Linked DNA regions of Mus musculus: regions 2 and 3 are each linked to region 1. Evidence: chromatin contacts called from ENCODE POLR2A ChIA-PET data. All regions are on one chromosome and are shown on one strand. Each heading gives the region's core, a stretch centred on a gene start or an enhancer-like site at or near the end of the contact. The rest is flanking DNA. Distances are from core to core; before and after follow the strand shown. Region 1 holds the start of Hexim1 (hexamethylene bis-acetamide inducible 1). Region 2 holds the start of Plekhm1 (pleckstrin homology domain containing, family M (with RUN domain) member 1). Region 3 overlaps Adam11 (a disintegrin and metallopeptidase domain 11).

Region 1 (3,475 bases), core at 618-3,117:
TTTTTTCTTTCCTGCATGTGTGTACAGCATATGTGCCTGCTGTCAATGGAGGATATCAGCTCCTCTGGATCTGCAGCTATAGACATTTGTGAGCCATCGTGTGAGTCCCAGGGAGCCAATCTCAGGCCCTCTGAAGAGCAGCCCGTTCACTAACTGCTGAGCTGGCTTTCCAGGTCTTGGCTTTTGTGTTTTTGACAGAAAAACCGTATTAGATGACGCAAGGAAGACCCGCTCTAGTTACAACTGCCTCTTCGTTGTCAGGTGACCTTGGATAAGTCACTTGATTTCTCCAAGGCGCAGAGCTTTCCTATAGCTAAAATGGCGGCTAACTCCTGCCCTACCTCGCTCACATGGCTGCGCTGGTCAAATAGTTTCATGTGTAGAATCTCACTCCATTATGGCTGGAATGTAAGGAAAAAGAAGAATGGCTCACTGGGTACTCAGGCAAAGGGAGAAGTGGCAATTACGCCAAGGGGATTAAAGGGAGTTTTTCGGGTCCTTCTAGTAGGGGAAAAGAATGTGAATCCCTTTTAAGGGGGAGTAGAACCCCCACTTCACCCCCAATGTACCCTACGGCCCTGGGTCAAGCACACCCATTTCAGGGAAGGCCTTCAGCTTTCCTTCTCGAAGCCTTCCCCCCAACACACACACACACCTCATCTCTGTGGATGACACCCCCTTTTTTCGGGAACGCATAGATTTTTGGGTTCCTCCCCAACACAGACTTCGCATCAATTGGCCCAATCTCTCCAGAGTATCCTGGCTAGGGAAAGGTTTGCGGTATCGGAAGCGAAGAGGCCAAGTCGACCCCGGGAGGCCATTTTCTTCGGCAGAAGCCGAGGTTCGGGGCGAGTCCTTCCTCCTCACCACGCGCTTCCCATCCGGGCTCAGGCGGAGAGCTCGGCCGCGGAGGACCACTTTGCTTTCACCTCTGGTGCGGAGATAGCTCTTGGCCTGGGTGGCTGCTCTCACCTAAGGGCCTCCAGGATAGCCTGAGGACCGACGTCACTCAGGACTCGAACCCGCCCTCTCAGTTCCTGAGGCCTAGTCTGAAGCTGATGCTCGGCAGGCCACCACACTGTCCCTTTAAGGCGGCACTTCTTAATTCATTTGTTTACTTCTTCATGCGCTTTTCGTCTTTTTAATAAATAGTTGTCCAAAATATCCTTCCGCTTATCTCTCTCCAAGAAACCCATCACCTACCTCAGAGACATTATTGTAATTTTAAGAATCCAATGTCAGTAATCACGACTAACAGCTCTCTTTATAGAATTTAATCCTCTTTTACACTTTAGGGACTACTTTTTAGGGACAGACCATTTTTGCATAAGTTGAAAACGGTTTATGGCCATCAGAACCTTTCCGCTGAGAACAGAATATGACAGTAGATTTTCAAACGCACCTTTTAATAAAAATATTCTGTATAAGCTCCCAAAGGTCATGGAATCTTCTTGTATTCCTGAAGCACAATGGTATGGTCCAGAACCCGCCCCATCTCCTCTGTAATTGGTCTTCCTTCCTCGGAGAGACGAATAACTCTTGCCCAATGACTGCTCACGTTTCTTCAGCGAGAGCTAAGCGATGGAAGAAGGCGGCCTGGGAGACGCCCCCTACGCATTCTATGATTGGCTACGTTGCACGGCGCGCGAGGACGGCGGGCCCGAAAGAAGGGAACTACGACTCCCGGCTGCCCCACACCTGGACTCCGTTACGCATGCGCATGGGCGGGGCTTACAAGCTTCTATATATAAGAGGCGCCGAGGGCTTGGAGACAGCAGTTGGAAGTTGGCAGGTGGAAAGTCAGGTTGGGAGGGGAAGCCGGAGGAGGAGGCGGAAGAAGAGCTGTCTGAAGGGGGAGGGAGGGAGGGAGGAAAAGAGGAGGAGGCGGAGGAGAACTGAGCGGAGCATCGAGCCAGAGGGGAGATGAGTTTGTCTGTCCTCGGCTAAGGCTCCGGCCCGGCCTGAGGAACTGGGAGCTCGGGTTGGAGCGACACCCGTGGAAGTGGGAGGTGGCGGCTCTGGGACTTTAACCCCTTGTGGGCTCTGCGGCAGGGGATTTAACCCTTTGTGGATTCGGCCCCTCCGAGGCAGCGTCATCGGGTAGTTTTAACCCTTTCGGGTTGGGTTTAACCCATTGGACTTAAACCTCCTCTCCTTGCGCACCAACTCCTCGTCTGTGGGAGCACTCGGCGGGGAGGCGTGAAGCCCACCCCTCTGCATATTTGCATACGGTGCCTGCTGCTGAACCCCCGGACCTGCTAGTTGGCCACGCTTGTGTGCGCTTAACCCTTTATTGACTGGACTCCAAGTTGCGATTGGAGTTTGCTGACAGGACGGACGGAAGGCGTCACTGCAGAAATTACTGACCGAAGAGGACTTTGTTGGACATATTTTGAAAAGAAAGAAAAACCTCTTTCCTTAAGCCAGAATTTCTCAAACTTCCAGAAGAGAACTCTACTAAGCCATGGCCGAGCCACTCTTGACAGAACATCAACACCAGCCTCAAACTAGCAACTGTACAGGTGCTGCTGTTGTCCATGAAGAGCATACCTCTGAGCGCCCCCCAAGCGCGGAGGAACGGGTGCCCAAGGAGGACAGTAGGTGGCAATCGAGAGCGTCCTTGCAGTCCGGTAGCCGTCCAGGGCAGGAGGGAGAAGGGGGCCTGAAGCACCAGCTGCCCCCATTGCAGACGAATGCCTGTCCAGAATTGAGCTCCCTGGAGAAGGGCGAGAAGGGCCAGAATGGGGAGGACTTATCCACTGGCGGTGCCTCCCCGTCGGCGGAGGGAGAGCCGATGTCAGAGTCCCTCGTGCAGCCAGGTCATGACTCGGAGGCCACCAAGCAGGAGGCTCCTGCCGCCGGAGGCGAGGAGCCATGGGGACAGCAACAGAGACAGCTGGGCAAGAAAAAACATCGGAGACGCCCCTCAAAGAAGAAGCGGCATTGGAAGCCCTACTACAAGCTGACTTGGGAGGAGAAGAAAAAGTTCGACGAGAAGCAGAGCCTGCGAGCTTCGCGGGTTCGAGCCGAGATGTTCGCCAAGGGCCAGCCAGTTGCGCCCTATAACACCACGCAGTTCCTCATGGATGACCACGATCAGGAGGAGCCTGATCTCAAAACCGGCCTTTACCCCAAGCGGGCAGCCGCCAAATCCGACGACACCAGCGATGAGGATTTTGTGGAAGAAGCTGGTGAGGAAGACGGAGGCAGCGATGGCATGGGAGGGGACGGCAGCGAGTTTCTGCAGCGGGACTTCTCGGAGACGTACGAGCGGTACCACGCCGAGAGCCTGCAGAACATGAGCAAGCAGGAGCTCATCAAAGAGTACCTGGAGCTGGAGAAGTGCCTCTCCCGCAAGGAGGACGAAAATAACCGGCTGCGGCTGGAAAGCAAGCGGCTGGGAGGCGTCGACGCGCGAGTGCGGGAGCTCGAGCTAGAGCTGGACCGGCTGCGCGCTGAGAACCTCCAGCTGCTG
Region 2 (3,337 bases), core at 226-2,725, 300 kb after region 1:
CCATCTGTGGAAACACATTTAGGAGATCAGACACTACAAAGAACATCTCCCCCAAGAAGCTTTATACTCAGTTACCATCCGAGTCCCTACACACACCAATTTAGCTGTTTAGTCTGCTGGGCTCTGAACAAGGAGCAGACATGGCTGTTGAGGAATATAGCAAGTATGACCACTAGGGAGCTATACCCTAAATTCTCAAAGTGAAAGAGAGCTGGATCAAGGAAGAAAATGACAGGAGTTGAGTAGATCTAGTTAATAGCAATTCTGGGAAGCCAGGCATGGTGACTCATGCCTACAATTCCAGCACTTGGGAGGTGGAGGCAGGGAGGATCAGGAGTCCATGGCTGTTTAGATTGGCTGTCTTAAAACAATAACAAAAACAAAAAACAAAACCACCCTCCATCCTACAAAAACAAACAAACAAACAAACAAACAAAAAACAGATTAAAACCAGGAGTGGTGACCCACACTGTGAGTTTGAGGCCAGCCTGATCTACATAGTGAGTGATCTGAGAGAGAGATCTAAGGCTAAATAGTGACATGCTGTCTCAAAAACAACAACAACAACAACCCAAAACCCCAAACTAACAGTGATGTTAGGGGGCAGGAATATTATGTACATGCATAAAATTCTCAAAGAATTAATAAATGCATATTAAATTTAAAGTAACGAAAGGACTGGGGGAAGTGGTAGAAACTGAGACAGTCCTCTACAGCAGAGTCGGGGACAGTTTAATATTAAGTCTTAGACAGGAAAGTGCCTGAGAGACCTTACCTCTGTGATCAGCTAGGGAATTAGGTAAAAATCGGTAAAGAAAAGATACACACAAGCCTTGAGATAAAGCTGTGACGTCAGTAACCAAGAAGAAACCGGCAAGTTCAACAGGAGAAAACTTCAGTAGTGGGTCAATGGGAGGGAGGGAGACTTAGCGTGTTTGGGACGAGTGAGCCAGATACGACAGGCTGCGATAAGAAATTGAGCCAGAATGGAGGGTCGAGGGAAGGTTCAGAAGAGATGAGGGATAAACGCGATGTTGAGATAAGAGGTGGCGAAGGGATGTGGCTCGCTCGGATCGGGTTGCAACTGGGCTAAAGAGGGGTCACGAGTGAGGCTACACTTTTGCAAGACCGGTGGTTAGGGGACCCGGCTTGGGGCTGAGGTTGGCTGCGGTGGAGACGGAGGGGAGAGAGCCGGTGGCCACTGGCTGAGGTGGGAGCAGGCCCGGGCTGCGAAGGGCCGAGGTTCCCACCCCAAGTCTCCAGGCGCACAGGGGTCGCGAGTGGCTGCGAGGTTGCGGGCCCACCGCCGGGTCGCATCACCGCCCCGCGCTTCCCTCCACGTTCAGACCCCAGACTCACTCACCGAAGGGATCAGGAGCAGGTGGCGGCGCTCCGGGCGAAGCGAGACCCCCCTCGGTTCCGAGCAGAAGCTGCGGCTCCAAAGGCACTGACAACAGGAAGCGGCGCGCGGCGTCTGACGCCATCACGTCGGCTCCTCGCTACGGCCCCGCCCCCAGTCCTCAAAAACCAATCACTGGGCCTAGAGGAGCCGAGGGGCGGGGCCGTCAGCTCTTCCCTTGCCCCGGATTGCAGGGCTTCTTGGCTCAGGTGAGCGATCCTGCCGCTCTCGCTACTCTGGCTCTGGGTAGCGCAGAGAGGCTGGACCCTTGGAGCTTCGGGACTTCTGCGTCCCGCAGCTCTGCCCCTCAATCGCATCTGTGCAACTTTGGGGTTGTCGTGTTTGCCCCCTTAATCCGAAAATGCGCCCTGTTGCGCCATTAACCCGTATGTTTCCCTAAGGGCATTAGTAGTGGAGGGAGCAAGTGGATCCTGGGTCCAAGTGGGACCTTCAGGTCTGGTTTTTCCGGAGCCAGGAAACAGTTGTTTTGACTTGTCTCATACCACGTGATCGCCCTGAGGGCTCTCTTGGACCTGTTAGTTTAATTTGCCTGCGGTCAGCCCTTTGAGGCATGAAGCCCAGAGGACCTGCTTTTTGTCTTCTCACTATTTAATTGCTTTTGTTCCATTACAGAAAATGACAGCTGTCTCTCGGAATAGACGCGGAAGAAAACTGTCAAATGTAGCAACCGTGACTAATAAAGGGCAGGCTGGGCAGGTCTGAGGACCGTGCCCAAAAGGGAACCTAGGACCTAGGTGTGGGCCATAGAGGTGGTGACTGTAAAAGAAAAGACTCTCTGTGAGTTTATATGAACTTTGCTCCTATTGACTTAGAGGACCTTGTTTTCTTGGTGTCTTCCATCCCCTCTGGCTCCTACACTCTTTCCACCTCTCCCTTGGGGTTCCCTATCTGCTGTAGAAGGAAACTTCTCTAATGATGGCTGAACAAGGCATTGATCTATGAGTACCCAAATGTCATTAGGAGTCATTTTATCACTATGTCTTTTTTTTCCTTTTCTTTCTTTCTTTTTACCAGTTGTGGTTTGAATGTGCTTGGCCCATGGGAAATGGCACTATTTAGGAGGCATGGCCTTACTGGAAGAGGTGTGGCCTTGTTAGCGGAAGTATGTCACTGTGGCTTTGAGGTAATATATATTTGAATATATGTTCAAACATATATATGCTCAAACTCTGCCCAGTCTCTTGGTTGCCTTCTTTTTTCTTTCTTTCTTTTTTTTTTAATTTATTTTATTTTTATTATATGTAAGTACACTGTAGCTGTCTTCAGACACTCCGGAAGAGGGAGTCAGATCTCATTAAGGATGGTTGTGAGCCACCATGTGGTTGCTGGGATTTGAACTCAGGACCTTTGGAAGAGCAGTTGGGTATCTTACCCACTGAGCCATCTCTCCAGCCCTCTGGGTTGCCTTCTAATCAAGACTCTTAAAAAAAAAAAAAAAAAAAAAAAAGCTCCTCCCCCAGCACCACACCTGTCTGCCTGCTGCCACGCTAATGACGGAACCTCGGAACCTGTAACCCAGCCCCAGCTAAATGTGTTCCTTTATAGGAGTTGCCTTGGTCATGGTGTCTTTCACCACAATGGAACCCCTAACTAAGACACCAGTCTTATTTGCTTTTACCCTAGGTCCCTGGGCTATCTGGTCTTTGGTTCTTGGTTACCCCAAGCATGTTGGGTATGGGTTCCACCTGGTGAAGTGGGCCTTAAGTCAAATCCGTTACTGGTCGGTTTCTCCCATAAGCTTGGCGCCCCCATTGCCCTAACATATCTTAAAGGCAGTACGTCATTGTTATGCAGGGGTTGCAGCTGGCTTGGTGTTCGCGCTTCACATTTGGTAGTGTGCAAAGTACCCTCTTGTACCAAAGACACCAGAACATAGGGATAAAGGCTCTGTTTAGGCACCTACTCAGCATCTTCAGG
Region 3 (3,576 bases), core at 500-2,999, 340 kb before region 1:
GTGGTAAGCACCGTCCCTACTCCCCTCTCCCTCTCCCCCACATGCAGGCATCCAGGAGTCATTGTCAGTCACTGACCCCCCCCTCCCCCCACTTCTTGGAAATATAGATTGCAGCCTCCCTCCAGCCCCTCCCCCATCTTCTCTCTGGGCCCAGATATACAAGGAACAGCTCAACACAAGAATTGTTCTGGTTGCCATGGAAACGTGGGCAGATGGGGACAAGATCCAGGTGCAGGATGACCTACTGGAGACCCTGGCCCGGCTTATGGTCTACCGGCGGGAGGGTCTGCCTGAGCCCAGTGATGCCACCCACCTCTTCTCGTGAGTCCCCACACTGTACCCTGCCAGCTTTTGCTGGCTGCTAGTTCTTACCGCCTGTGCCAGGCGATCTTTTCGGGGACCCTGCAGGTGGAGCTCACCTGCCACCTGCCACCTGCTTCCAGCCACATGCACCAGCTGGGTATCCTCTGCACCTTGGGCTGTGCAGGGAATGTGCTCTTTGCCTTTCTCTGCCAGGCTGCCCGTCACCCCTTCTTTGGTGATGAAGTACCCTAGTGATGGACAAACCCAATTAAAGGCCCTGAAACCTCCATTTGGCTTACGGGTGAATGAACCCAAATAGGGGAAGGGCTGGCCTGAGGCCACCAGGCTGATAGAAAGGTCTGGAACCCACTGCTCCTTTGACATCATCCTGACCACTCTCTCCCTTCTAGGGGTAGAACCTTCCAGAGCACCAGCAGCGGGGCGGCCTACGTGGGAGGCATCTGTTCACTGTCCCGGGGTGGAGGTGTGAACGAGGTGAGCACCCAGAGGCCCAGCCAGGACAGAGGCTTGCTAAGACCCAGTGACTGTTGGGAGCATGCAGACATCCTGTGCTCTGTCTTGCCCATCCCTAGTATGGCAACATGGGTGCCATGGCGGTGACCCTGGCCCAGACGCTAGGGCAGAACTTGGGCATGATGTGGAATAAGCACCGGAGCTCAGCAGGTACCAACAACCCTCCCAGACCCACACAGAGCCTCAAGAAATGAAGAAGGGGCCAGTGGGGGTGCTTCTCCACTCTATATCTCATGTGTTCTTAAATCTCCTCTTAGGGGACTGCAAGTGTCCAGACATTTGGCTGGGCTGCATCATGGAGGACACTGGGTGAGTTTTGGAGACAGACTTTGGGAAGGGTTTGGGGTAAGAAGAGGCCTTCGAGGAGCACTAACAGTCAAGATGGGTGGCTTCAAGAGGACCTAGCTCACAGGACTACTCAGGATAACCAAGAATATAGGTTATCTGTAAATAGCTCAGGGATGCTTGGGTACCAAAAACTGCCAGACTGCAGGGCGCACTCTGGCCACTGGGAGGCGCTCGAGCCTCGTGCGAGGCGCCGTCCCTCCCAGGCGTTCCGACACTGGGCTCTTTGTCCCGAGGTTCAGGAGAAAGAACGCAAGCGACGTCCTCCACCCATTCCTAGACAGGAGTATGGGATTGATTGTCGTGCAACCTCAGGGCAGTCCTTCGGTCTCCTTGTAGTAGTAACCAAGTCTCTCGAGGAAGGGCTGTCCCCAGCAACACAGTTCCCCTCTCGCCCGTCTAGGTTCTATTTGCCCCGCAAGTTCTCGCGCTGCAGCATCGACGAATACAACCAGTTTCTGCAGGAGGGAGGCGGGAGCTGCCTGTTCAACAAGCCCCTCAAGGTACTAGCGCGGAGAACGGGGAAGCGGGGGGTGGGCAGGGTGCCAGCCAGGCTCCCGACATCCCCTCTCCCTCCAGCTTCTGGACCCTCCCGAGTGCGGAAACGGCTTCGTGGAGGCGGGAGAGGAGTGCGACTGCGGGTCGGTGCAGGTGAGCGCTCCTGGTGGGCTCCCGTCTGGGCCCGGGACGCGCGCATGGGCTCCGGGAAGGGAGAATACAGAGTGGGAAGGGGCTAGCCCGCCTCTCCACTTCTCCCCGCGACCCTCAGGAGTGCAGCCGAGCAGGGGGCAACTGCTGCAAAAAATGCACCTTGACGCACGACGCCATGTGCAGCGATGGGCTCTGTTGTCGCCGCTGCAAGGTGAGGACCTAGCGAGCGGGAGGCGGGGGGCGGGGGAAGAAGCAAAGAAACGATTGGATGCCCTCGATAAGAGGCGGGAATGGGGAAGAGCTGAGTCTGTTTGGGCGGGCCTTGTCCCGAAGAGAGCGCCAATGGGGAATGAGTTAGGAGCTGAGGACCGGAGGGGAGAGTCACCCTTACTGCTGAGGGTGGAGAGGGACAGGAAATGAGAATCAGGCCTTGGGACCCACGTTCCAGCACATTAACCCTGGAAGGGCAGTGGGGAAATATTTATCCTTCCCAGAAACACATGCATGCTTTTCCTAGTATGAGCCACGAGGTGTCTCCTGCCGAGAAGCGGTGAATGAGTGTGACATTGCAGAGACCTGCACCGGCGACTCAAGCCAGGTCTGCCAAACCATCTGTTCTGTGGGAGCTCAAAGCAAGACAGCCCCCTCCCTTATAAGTTTGGCGCTGAAGAGTTGACTACTCTGTGTGTCCTCTCTGCTTAGCGGGTGGGGTAGCCGCAGCTGACCAGCCTCAGCTTTTTCTTCTCTGAGAAAGGGGTCTTTCGAGCCACCTACCTCTGTTCGGTCAATCATTAAATAAGCATTTGTAGTGACACTGGTATTCCTACCGCCTGCCCAGTGTCTAGTGTATTCTAAGGATCTGGTGGATCGTAACATGGGTTAACTAGGGCTTCTGGGGTAATGGATGCAAGAAACTGGGGAAGCTTGGAAAAGCTAGGAGACTTACCAGTCAAATCCACAGAGCCAAACAGGCCCCCATCTTTCGTGTGGAAGAGCCATGTGACATGTGGCCCCTTTGGGGTAGCTTTTGGTTCCTTGCATTCTCCCCCCACCCCCCCCCACACACACCCCGAACCTCAGCTCAGCTCTGGGCTACCCTGCTCAGCCAGCCTCTCTCTCTCTCTCTCTCTCTCCAGTGTCCCCCTAACCTTCACAAGCTGGACGGTTACTACTGTGATCATGAGCAGGTATGAGGGATAGGGGTGGGGTCCTTCCGTCCGAATTCAGTGCAGTCTTGTCTCCCTCAGTGTCTTGATGCTTCCTCTCCCACGGCTCATAGGGTCGTTGCTATGGAGGCCGCTGTAAAACCCGGGACCGGCAGTGCCAAGCCCTATGGGGCCATGGTGAGTCCAGAGACTCGGGAAAACCCAAAGCTCAGAGTTAGGCTGGGACGCTGGTTGAAGGAACAAGCCCTGCAACCAACGTGGCTTCTGAAGACCTTAGGCATCAAGCCTAAGGATTAGGCCCAAGTTTTAGAGGTGCAGGTCTGAGGTCCTAGATGGGATCCAGGGATCTGTGGGGTGATGCTTCCTCTCTCTCTTTCTCTCTCTAGCGGCTGCGGATCGTTTCTGCTATGAGAAGCTGAACGTGGAGGGGACAGAGCGTGGAAACTGTGGACGCAAGGGATCTGGTTGGGTCCAGTGCAGTAAGCAGTAAGTAGCATCCCCGCCCCAGGGTCAGGGAATCTCCAGAGGTAAAGGCAGGGCTCTAGGAAGAGCCTGTGAGGCCAGAGGGGAAGGAGCA

Evidence for each region. ChIA-PET counts read pairs that join two places held with the same protein, here RNA polymerase II (POLR2A).
Region 2: POLR2A ChIA-PET joins it to region 1 with 12 read pairs in Patski. The contact joins the promoter of Plekhm1 here to the promoter of Hexim1 in region 1. POLR2A ChIA-PET finds 5 or more read pairs at or near these places in 3 of 5 experiments (Patski and embryonic stem cell).
Region 3: POLR2A ChIA-PET joins it to region 1 with 16 read pairs in embryonic stem cell. The contact joins the enhancer-like site here to the promoter of Hexim1 in region 1. POLR2A ChIA-PET finds 5 or more read pairs at or near these places in 3 of 5 experiments (Patski and embryonic stem cell).

The regions. Positions count from the first base shown.
Region 1 is chr11:103,114,458-103,117,932 of GRCm38, forward strand. Hexim1 (hexamethylene bis-acetamide inducible 1) reads left to right here and starts at 1,868. Exons shown (of 1, transcript NM_138753.2): 1 at 1,868-3,475. The coding sequence starts at 2,465.
Region 2 is chr11:103,411,230-103,414,566 of GRCm38, forward strand. It overlaps Plekhm1 (pleckstrin homology domain containing, family M (with RUN domain) member 1), which reads right to left and starts at 1,476. Exons shown (of 12, transcript NM_183034.2): 1 at 1,364-1,476.
Region 3 is chr11:102,772,681-102,776,256 of GRCm38, forward strand. Adam11 (a disintegrin and metallopeptidase domain 11) reads left to right here. Exons shown (of 27, transcript NM_009613.3): 10 at 1-3; 11 at 155-321; 12 at 714-798; 13 at 897-987; 14 at 1,095-1,146; 15 at 1,586-1,685; 16 at 1,762-1,833; 17 at 1,952-2,044; 18 at 2,351-2,431; 19 at 2,970-3,020; 20 at 3,113-3,176; 21 at 3,386-3,485. Among named protein-coding and RNA genes, the nearest start is that of Adam11, 13 kb to the left of the region's middle. Within about 2 kb of position 1,750, at least 2 of the 3 ENCODE cell types and tissues checked have a DNase peak (open chromatin) inside an H3K27ac peak, as active enhancers do.